Linked DNA regions of Homo sapiens: region 1 is linked to region 2. A link is a contact called in ENCODE Hi-C or POLR2A ChIA-PET data. All regions are on one chromosome and are shown on one strand. Each heading gives the region's core, a stretch centred on a gene start or an enhancer-like site at or near the end of the contact. The rest is flanking DNA. Distances are from core to core; before and after follow the strand shown. Region 1 holds the start of PTPRB-AS1 (PTPRB antisense RNA 1). Region 2 overlaps MYRFL (myelin regulatory factor like).

Region 1 (3,755 bases), core at 215-2,714, 560 kb after region 2:
TTTTTTGTCAGAGACAGGGTCTTATTCTATTGCCCAGGCTGGAGTGCAATGGTGTGATCATGGCTCACTGTAGTCTTGACCTCCTGGGCACAAATGATTCTGCCACCTCTGCCTCCTGAGTAGCTGGAGACAACGGGCACATGCCAGGACACCTGGCTAGTACTTTTTTTTATTTTTGTAAAGACGGTGGTCTCACTATGTTGCTTAGGCTGGGTCTTGAACTTCTGGCCTCAAGTGATCCTCCCACCTTGACCTCCCAAAATGCTGGGATTACAGGTGTCAGCCACTACACCCAGCTATAGTTTTCTTTTCGAAACATAGTTTTTCTCTCCAGTTCCTCATTTCTACCAAAGGCAAATCACAGTAGGACAAATCTAAGTTTTAGTCTTTTTATGCTTGGCCTGTGCTCCTTTGGGACACACACAGATAATTCAGGATAATCTCTCTATCTCAGGGCCAGCTGAGTACCAGCCTTAATTTTATCTGCAGTATTGGTTCTCCTTTGCAATGTAATCTAAATAGTCACAGGTTCCAAGGGTTAGGATGAGAACATCTTTGGCGGCCCATTATTCTGCCTGCCACATGAGGATACTAAAATATAATGAGGATAAAAATAGTACCTACTCACAGCATTGTACTGAGGAAAAGTACATTCTAGAGTTCTTACTTATCTTTGAGTAAGAATTTAAATATGAGCATTTATTATTATTAATAACAATCTATATTAGTTTGCTAGGGCTGCCTTAACAAACTACTGCAAAGTGAGTGGCTTAAAACAACAGGAGTATATTGTCTGTCAGTCCTGGAGGCCAGAAGCCTGAGATCAAGGTGTCATCAGCGTGGTTCCTTCTGAGGGCTTTGAGGGAAGAATCTATTCCATGCCTCTACCCTAGCTTCTGGCAGTTTATTGGCAATCTTTATGTTCCTTGGCTTGTAGATGCATCACTTGATCTCTGCCTTCATGTTCACATGGTGTTTTCCCTGTGTGCATGTCTGTGTCCAATTTTCCCCTTTTTATAAGGACACCAGACACATTGGATTGAGCTCATTCTACTTCAGGGTGACGTCATCTTAATTAGTTACATCTACAATAATCCTCTTCTCAAATAAGGTCACATTCTGAGGCGCTGGGGGCCAGGACTTTAACATATGAACTTTTGGGATATTTGGCTTAACCCATAACACAATCCAAAGGATAGGACTAGGACCATAGGATGGAAGGCATAGGAAGAGCATCATCATTTTCAGCTAATTTTTAAATTTTTTTTTAGAGATGTCTCTCTCTCTCTCTCCTGCCACCATGTGAAAAAGGTGCTTGCTTCCCAACTTTGCCTTCCACCTTGATTGTGAGGCAGCCAGGTGGGTGAGCGTCCCTGCAGAAACTCCAACCTGCCGGCCCACTGAGGTGGAGCCCCGGGAGGTTCACACCCTTTGCAGCAGGGAGGAGCCTGGCCCCTCCTCTTCCTGTTTGGAACCTGGGATTCAAATGGCCTGGCAGGAAGTGCTCTAGCAGAGGGACTCTGGCCTTGCAAGAGTCCCTATTTCCCCCTTTTTTTTTGCTTTTCACACAGTAAAACCCTGCTTTACTTCCCTTTGAGTCGTCTGTGAGCCTAAATTTTTGTGGCTGTGGGAAGGACAAGAACCCCATCTTTAGCTGAAATAAGGAAAAGTTCCGCAACATTTTTGGCACACACCCTGGGGGCTCCGGAAGTGGTGAGTGAAATGGTAACTCAAAACCTCTCACTGTTGCTTCTGAGCCTTTTCATCCTCAAACTTCTGAAGGTGGGGGAAACCATGTCCCCACCCCACCCCTCTTCACTCCTGGGCCTTTTCATGTCCTCCTTCCTTTTTTGGGACCGACTGGGGAACAGAAGCTCCCTTCTCCCTTATCTCCTTACCTCTCCCTTACCTCCAGGGGCTGAGACGCATGGACCAAGGGTCCGGCATAGCTGGTTGGCAGTCCCCACCCCACAGAACTGCTGGAGCGTTCTCCTTTCCCAGTCAAGGGGTTTTACTCCATCTGACAGTAATTGAGCTTTTCTCCTGGTGGAGGAACCACTTGCCTAAGAATAAGAGATTCTTCCCCAGGCACTTTAAAACTGTTCCTTTTCTTTCCCCTTCTCCACCCTGTCAACAGTTAACCTTTACAGTTTTTTCCCCCCATTTACTAGGCCAGGCCCCCAAACTATCACTGTTTAAATTTTCTGTAAACCTTTAATTATGAAAAAGGATTTGTGGGGCTAGTCTTAGGCTGTGGCCAATCTGGTGTGTTTTGCATGTCTATATGGTTTGTGCTACAAGCCTCCACCTTGCTTTAAATCCTGGGGGCATGGCCAGTAACAGCTTGGCAAGGCTTTGTTTAGCAACCCTGCCTTAGGGGATGAGCCCTCTCTGGTTCCTTATCTGCATGTTTTTTTTTTTCTTTCTTTCTTTTTTTTTTTTTTCTTTGTTGCCCAGGCTGGAGTGCAATGGCGTGTTCTTGGCTCACCACAACCTCCGCCTCCTGGGTTCAAGCGATTCTCCTGCCTCAGCCTCCCGAGTAGCTGGGATTACAGGCATGCACCACCAGGCCTGGCTAATTTTGTATTTTTGTAGAGACGGGGTTTCTCCATGTTGGTTAGGCTGGTTGCGAAGTCCCAACCTCAGCTGATCCGCCTGCCCCGGCCTCCCAAAGTGCTGGGATTACAGGCGGGAGCCACCGCGCCCAGCCAATCTGCATGTTTTCTTAACCCTGTCTCTTAAAGAACCCTACCTAGCGACTGGGCTTTCTCCTGTGTGTGTGTGTGTTGCGTGTAATGTCTAAAAAGAGCTCTGATTAATTTGGCCCAAAGACAAGCGCTTCCCTTTTTAAAGGGAAGTTAAAAGCTGTGGAGCCTTTCAGTTCATGTAACTTTAATTTTTGAGAAATAAAAACAGCCCTAAAGACTATTGGTAAAATGCAGGTCACATGCAAGGTTTGCTAAGAGTTTTGAGGTTATGAACTGCTTTTTGGGTTTTGAGAACTATTTGACTTGACGGTTTCACAATTGGTAAGGCCTGGGGACGTAGGGACCTAACCATACCCTTAATAAAGAAGGCAAACCTTGGCTACACTTAGCACACAATTAATACAACTAACCAATTTTTACGTTAAAATTAAAAATTGCTAGAAGTTAATTGAAACTACTAGAAATAGATTTACATGCAAGCTGTGTAAGAAAAGTAAAATGCATTTATTTGTAAAATGTTTTATATAAGAAGGCATGGAAATGTAAACTCTTGCCTAGGGTTAAATGATTGCTTTGAGTTAAATTAGGAAAAAGCTGAAGGTTCAAATAAGTAGTGGAAGAATTGTGGAAATTAATCTTGCAGAAGAGGTTCTCTGTGTGAACATATAGACTAAATTCAAAAACCGGTATTATATGGTTTTTCTGTAAATTGAGCATTGAAATAAAAGCATAACATGGTTTTCCTAAGGTGCTAATCTGCTCTTTGGCAAAATTTGTAAAGGATTATAAAAGGTTTTTTTGCTTCCTTAAAACTTCTGTGTCATTTTGGCAAAATAAATAGTTTCTGGTAATCTGGAACTCTATTTAAGTGCTTTAAACATATTTAACAGGTTTCCCTAAATCGAACTTCAGTTTCAAAATCGTCTTCCCTGGCACCTGGCTTTTTGAATACTTCAGAGGGCCCCTGAAGTGTCCAGAAAAGAGCGGTAAACAGGATTATTTGACATGTTTAGGTACATGGGATTGCCAAAATGATGTTCAATCTGC
Region 2 (3,531 bases), core at 731-3,230:
GCTATAAGATGAAAATGGTGCCTGCCTGCCTGCCTGACACCCTTGGCTCTTTTTTATTTTTTAACCAGTTGAACTGAATCATCTTGGAAAGCTACAACTGCTATGTAGACCATAAGGATGAGGATTAAGCTTCCAATCCATCAGCCAGCTACTAACACCTCATTCCAACTTTTCTGCCATTTAATTATTTCCCATGCATTGCTTCTACCACTTCCCCATCATCTCACTCATACTACTTCTCTTGACAGCATTTGTGAAGCTGTGTTTTAAAAGTTCCTTTTCTCTCCTTTCCTTATCCCTTTTTAGCTAATAGAAGTCCTAATCTGTTCACTATTAGCCCCTCTTCCAGACTGCATTCCTTTCTCAGTGCAAATCTGCACTGGTTTTCCTAAACCAGCCAAGGAATGTCCTCCTTTGCTTAGAGGATTCCAAAGAATGGTTGTAATTGTAGACTTTTATACTGATTGTGAAGCTGCGGTTCATATTAGAAGAGCTGTGACCTACTAGCCAGATGGGAATGCAGAGCTAGAGAGTTCTTACATACATTTCCAGATGTCAGTCCTAGATATTGTGACTTTGAACTTTAGAGAGAGATCATCTGTCTGCATTTCAGGTCACACCAACTCAAATTTATCCTTGCAATTGGCTATACAATTCACTACCAAGTCTTACTAAAATGTAAATTGAATATAACAAGTGAGAAAAGTCCTGTACAACCCTTCCTGCTACCACCAGGCATAACACAGAACTTCATTTACAAAAAGTCTTCAAATATTGCTTGTTGGTTTGAAGAAAATATATTGTCTTAAAATAACAAGCTTCTGGAGAACTTCTCACATCCCTTCTAAAAAGCCTTCTCCATCTAAATGAAATGTCACTTCAATCCAGGCTCTAAATGTGAAATTTCTGTATCCCCTTCCTGCTCATGGCAGCATGATAGAATAAAGAAAATCCTGGTCCGTGGTTAGAAGTCTAAGAGTTTAGTCCTGACTCTGGCAACCACCAGCCCAGGAACTTTGGCCGAGAGGCGATCTGTGACTCTGTTTTGTTGTCTGTGAACAGGAAATGCTCATATTCATTTTACCCAGGTTAAGAGATTTTTCTAAACTCATATATGTAAGGTATTTTTTAGCCAGACAAGTCTAAGCAAAGAGAAATTATTTTCTATTTATACAAAATAAAAATTACATGTAATTTATTTATTAAATGATTTCATATTAATAGATTTGTTTTGATAAATCTGTGCACATTTTTGAGATATATATTTGTAGAAATCTTGTCTGTCCCAGTCCACTGTTTATTACAGAGATGAGGGAGATGATGGTAATGTTGATGATGCTGATGACAGATGTGTGAATTTCATCTTCACCTCTTCCTGACTTAGTTTTTGCAACTTTTAAAAAGAGAGCCTTTCTTTCATATACTCTGGGGATCTGACCCTTGGTCAATTTGATGGCATGCATAGGACTGGAAGCAATTTCTTATTCTTTAAGAGTGCATTCTAACCACAGCTGGCTTCTGAATGGATGAGCTGCTACAAAATGTAGTGGTCAAATATGTTACCTAATACTACAATTGGGGAAAATGGATATGGGCTGCTGCTTTGCCCTATGTGTTTCCTCACGCAGGAAACACAGATTTCTTTGTGGATATTAAGAACATGATTATCTACAAAGTCCTGGTGGGGGAGATCTCTGATGCTCACAGGGACACAGATCCAAGACATGGAGAAGATGACGCAGATATGACCGAAACCTCTGCAACTGAGGTCCTGGGCAGAGGAGCAGCTTAACTTGCCCAGCCATTGGCATCGTGTCTACTGATGCGACTGCAGACTGTGGAAGGACATGCAGCTCTGACGGTGGAAACTGAGCAAAACTAGGGGGGAAGGACACGCTGAACACTAAAGGCACATGAAGAACCTCAATGTCAATGCCCAAAAACATGAGGAAGTTGAGAGTTGAATACATCAGTCAAATTCTGTGGTGAAGGCTGAAAAAAGGTAGCAAGATATTAAAAAATTCAAGCCAGAAAAGGGAATCGTTAAGATGAAATGCTCAAAGGCTGTTTTGATTTTCTCCTAACCACAATACCCGTGTGCTAGTGGAAGACAAAAGTAGACATGAAAAAAGCTCAAGAAAGTCAAACATGCAAAGTCTCCCTCTGGGCCAGGAGCCAAACGCAGAAGTTCCTTTGCTCAGGGTGAGCAGGTGTCATTTAAGCTGCTCCTAGTCCAGACTGTGGCTGGGCTGTGGGCCATCACCAGATGACAGATAGCCTTCCCTGAACAGACTGAGTCCCATGGACTGGAAGGTGTTGTCTGTGATGCAATTCTTGAGCTAATGATATATTATAGAAACCTTGGGTGTGAGGCAGCATGATGCTGATGGCTATTTGCATCCATGGTCAAAACTTTCCAAAACTTCTGTGGGCAAGGTCAAAGCAGACACCCAAATTCAGTTTTCAGTTTCTTACTCAACAGGCATTGAAGAGCAAGGCACAGCAGTAAGTGCTGGCCTGGGTAGGGTTCCTGGGAGGATTCAAAGAAGGCACACCCTTTGCCTCAAGTGTTTTCCCTAGGCCAAGTGTACACATAGGGATCATGCAATACAGGCTACTGTTTATATTTAGCTTTGGGAAGACTATAAGTCCAGAAATTAGAAAAGCATTTTGTTTGAGGAACATTGTCATATAAAATGTTTAGGTCTCCAAGTAACCCTCAAAATTTTTCTTGGCTGAAAATCTGTCTAGAGGATGATAGTAGTACCAGAGAACCTAATGCTATGTCTAGCAGTATGTCTTGGGGAATCAAGGATCCAGTTTAGAAACCAGGGACCATTTCCCTCTCTGTAGCCTGGACAGCCTACATGAGGGTACTTTCTCCTCTGCTTTTCATCTGCAACAAAGGAACCAACACTGCCTCTGCTTCCTTCTTTAGCTGGGGCCCTGCAGGTGGGGCAGGAACAAAGGGGAAAATAGGGATTGGGCATAGGACTCACAGGGGCCTATGGCTGAGGAACTGGGTAGGGCCTAGGCAGTGCAAGGCCAGTCCAGGCTGGCTCCTGATTGACCCTCTCTCTTCAATTCTCTTCATGTCAGGGATTGTCTTGCCATTTTAATACCTTCGTTCTTTTATTCCTTCTTTTTTCCATCAAAAATTTTAGGTGCCTATTACATGTCAGACACTTTGCTCGGTACTGTGCAGGTCCTGAGATAAATAAGACTCAAGAATGAAACTTTTACTAAAATTTAAGCTCCAAAAGAGAAACACTCATTGAATCTCCAGTGCTTAGGAGATCATCTGGCACATAGTAGCTACTCAATAGATATTTGTTGACTGAGTGAAGGCGCTCACAGTGATAGATATATGCACAGGGCTATATGAGATTGTGACTGTTCCTTCCAAGTATGACCTGCAAGGCCCTCCCTGCTCTGGCCTTAACCATTCTAGTCCAGTAATGCCAAATTCTGCCTTTGTTCTGCAGATGTCATTCAGGGCATTTGCTGTCTCGGGCCTTGGTTCATGGTGTT

The links. A loop is a pair of places that touch in the nucleus more often than their neighbours do. ChIA-PET counts read pairs that join two places held with the same protein, here RNA polymerase II (POLR2A). Pooled maps may share reads with other maps.
Region 1: a pooled map shows a loop between it and region 2 (4-fold over the local background). The contact joins the promoter of PTPRB-AS1 here to the enhancer-like site in region 2. A Hi-C loop is called at or near these places in 3 of 50 pooled maps. POLR2A ChIA-PET finds 5 or more read pairs at or near these places in 2 of 52 experiments (A673 and WTC11).

Annotation. Positions count from the first base shown.
Region 1 is chr12:70,466,615-70,470,369 of GRCh38, forward strand. It overlaps PTPRB-AS1 (PTPRB antisense RNA 1), which reads left to right and starts at 1,465. Exons shown (of 9, transcript XR_001749196.2): 1 at 1,465-1,713. RefSeq lists an enhancer at 1,194-2,166.
Region 2 is chr12:69,904,536-69,908,066 of GRCh38, forward strand. All of the region lies in intron 11 of MYRFL (myelin regulatory factor like), which reads left to right. Among named protein-coding and RNA genes, the nearest start is that of MYRFL, 81 kb to the left of the region's middle. RefSeq lists an enhancer at 1,787-1,856. Within about 2 kb of position 1,981, at least 2 of the 41 ENCODE cell types and tissues checked have a DNase peak (open chromatin) inside an H3K27ac peak, as active enhancers do.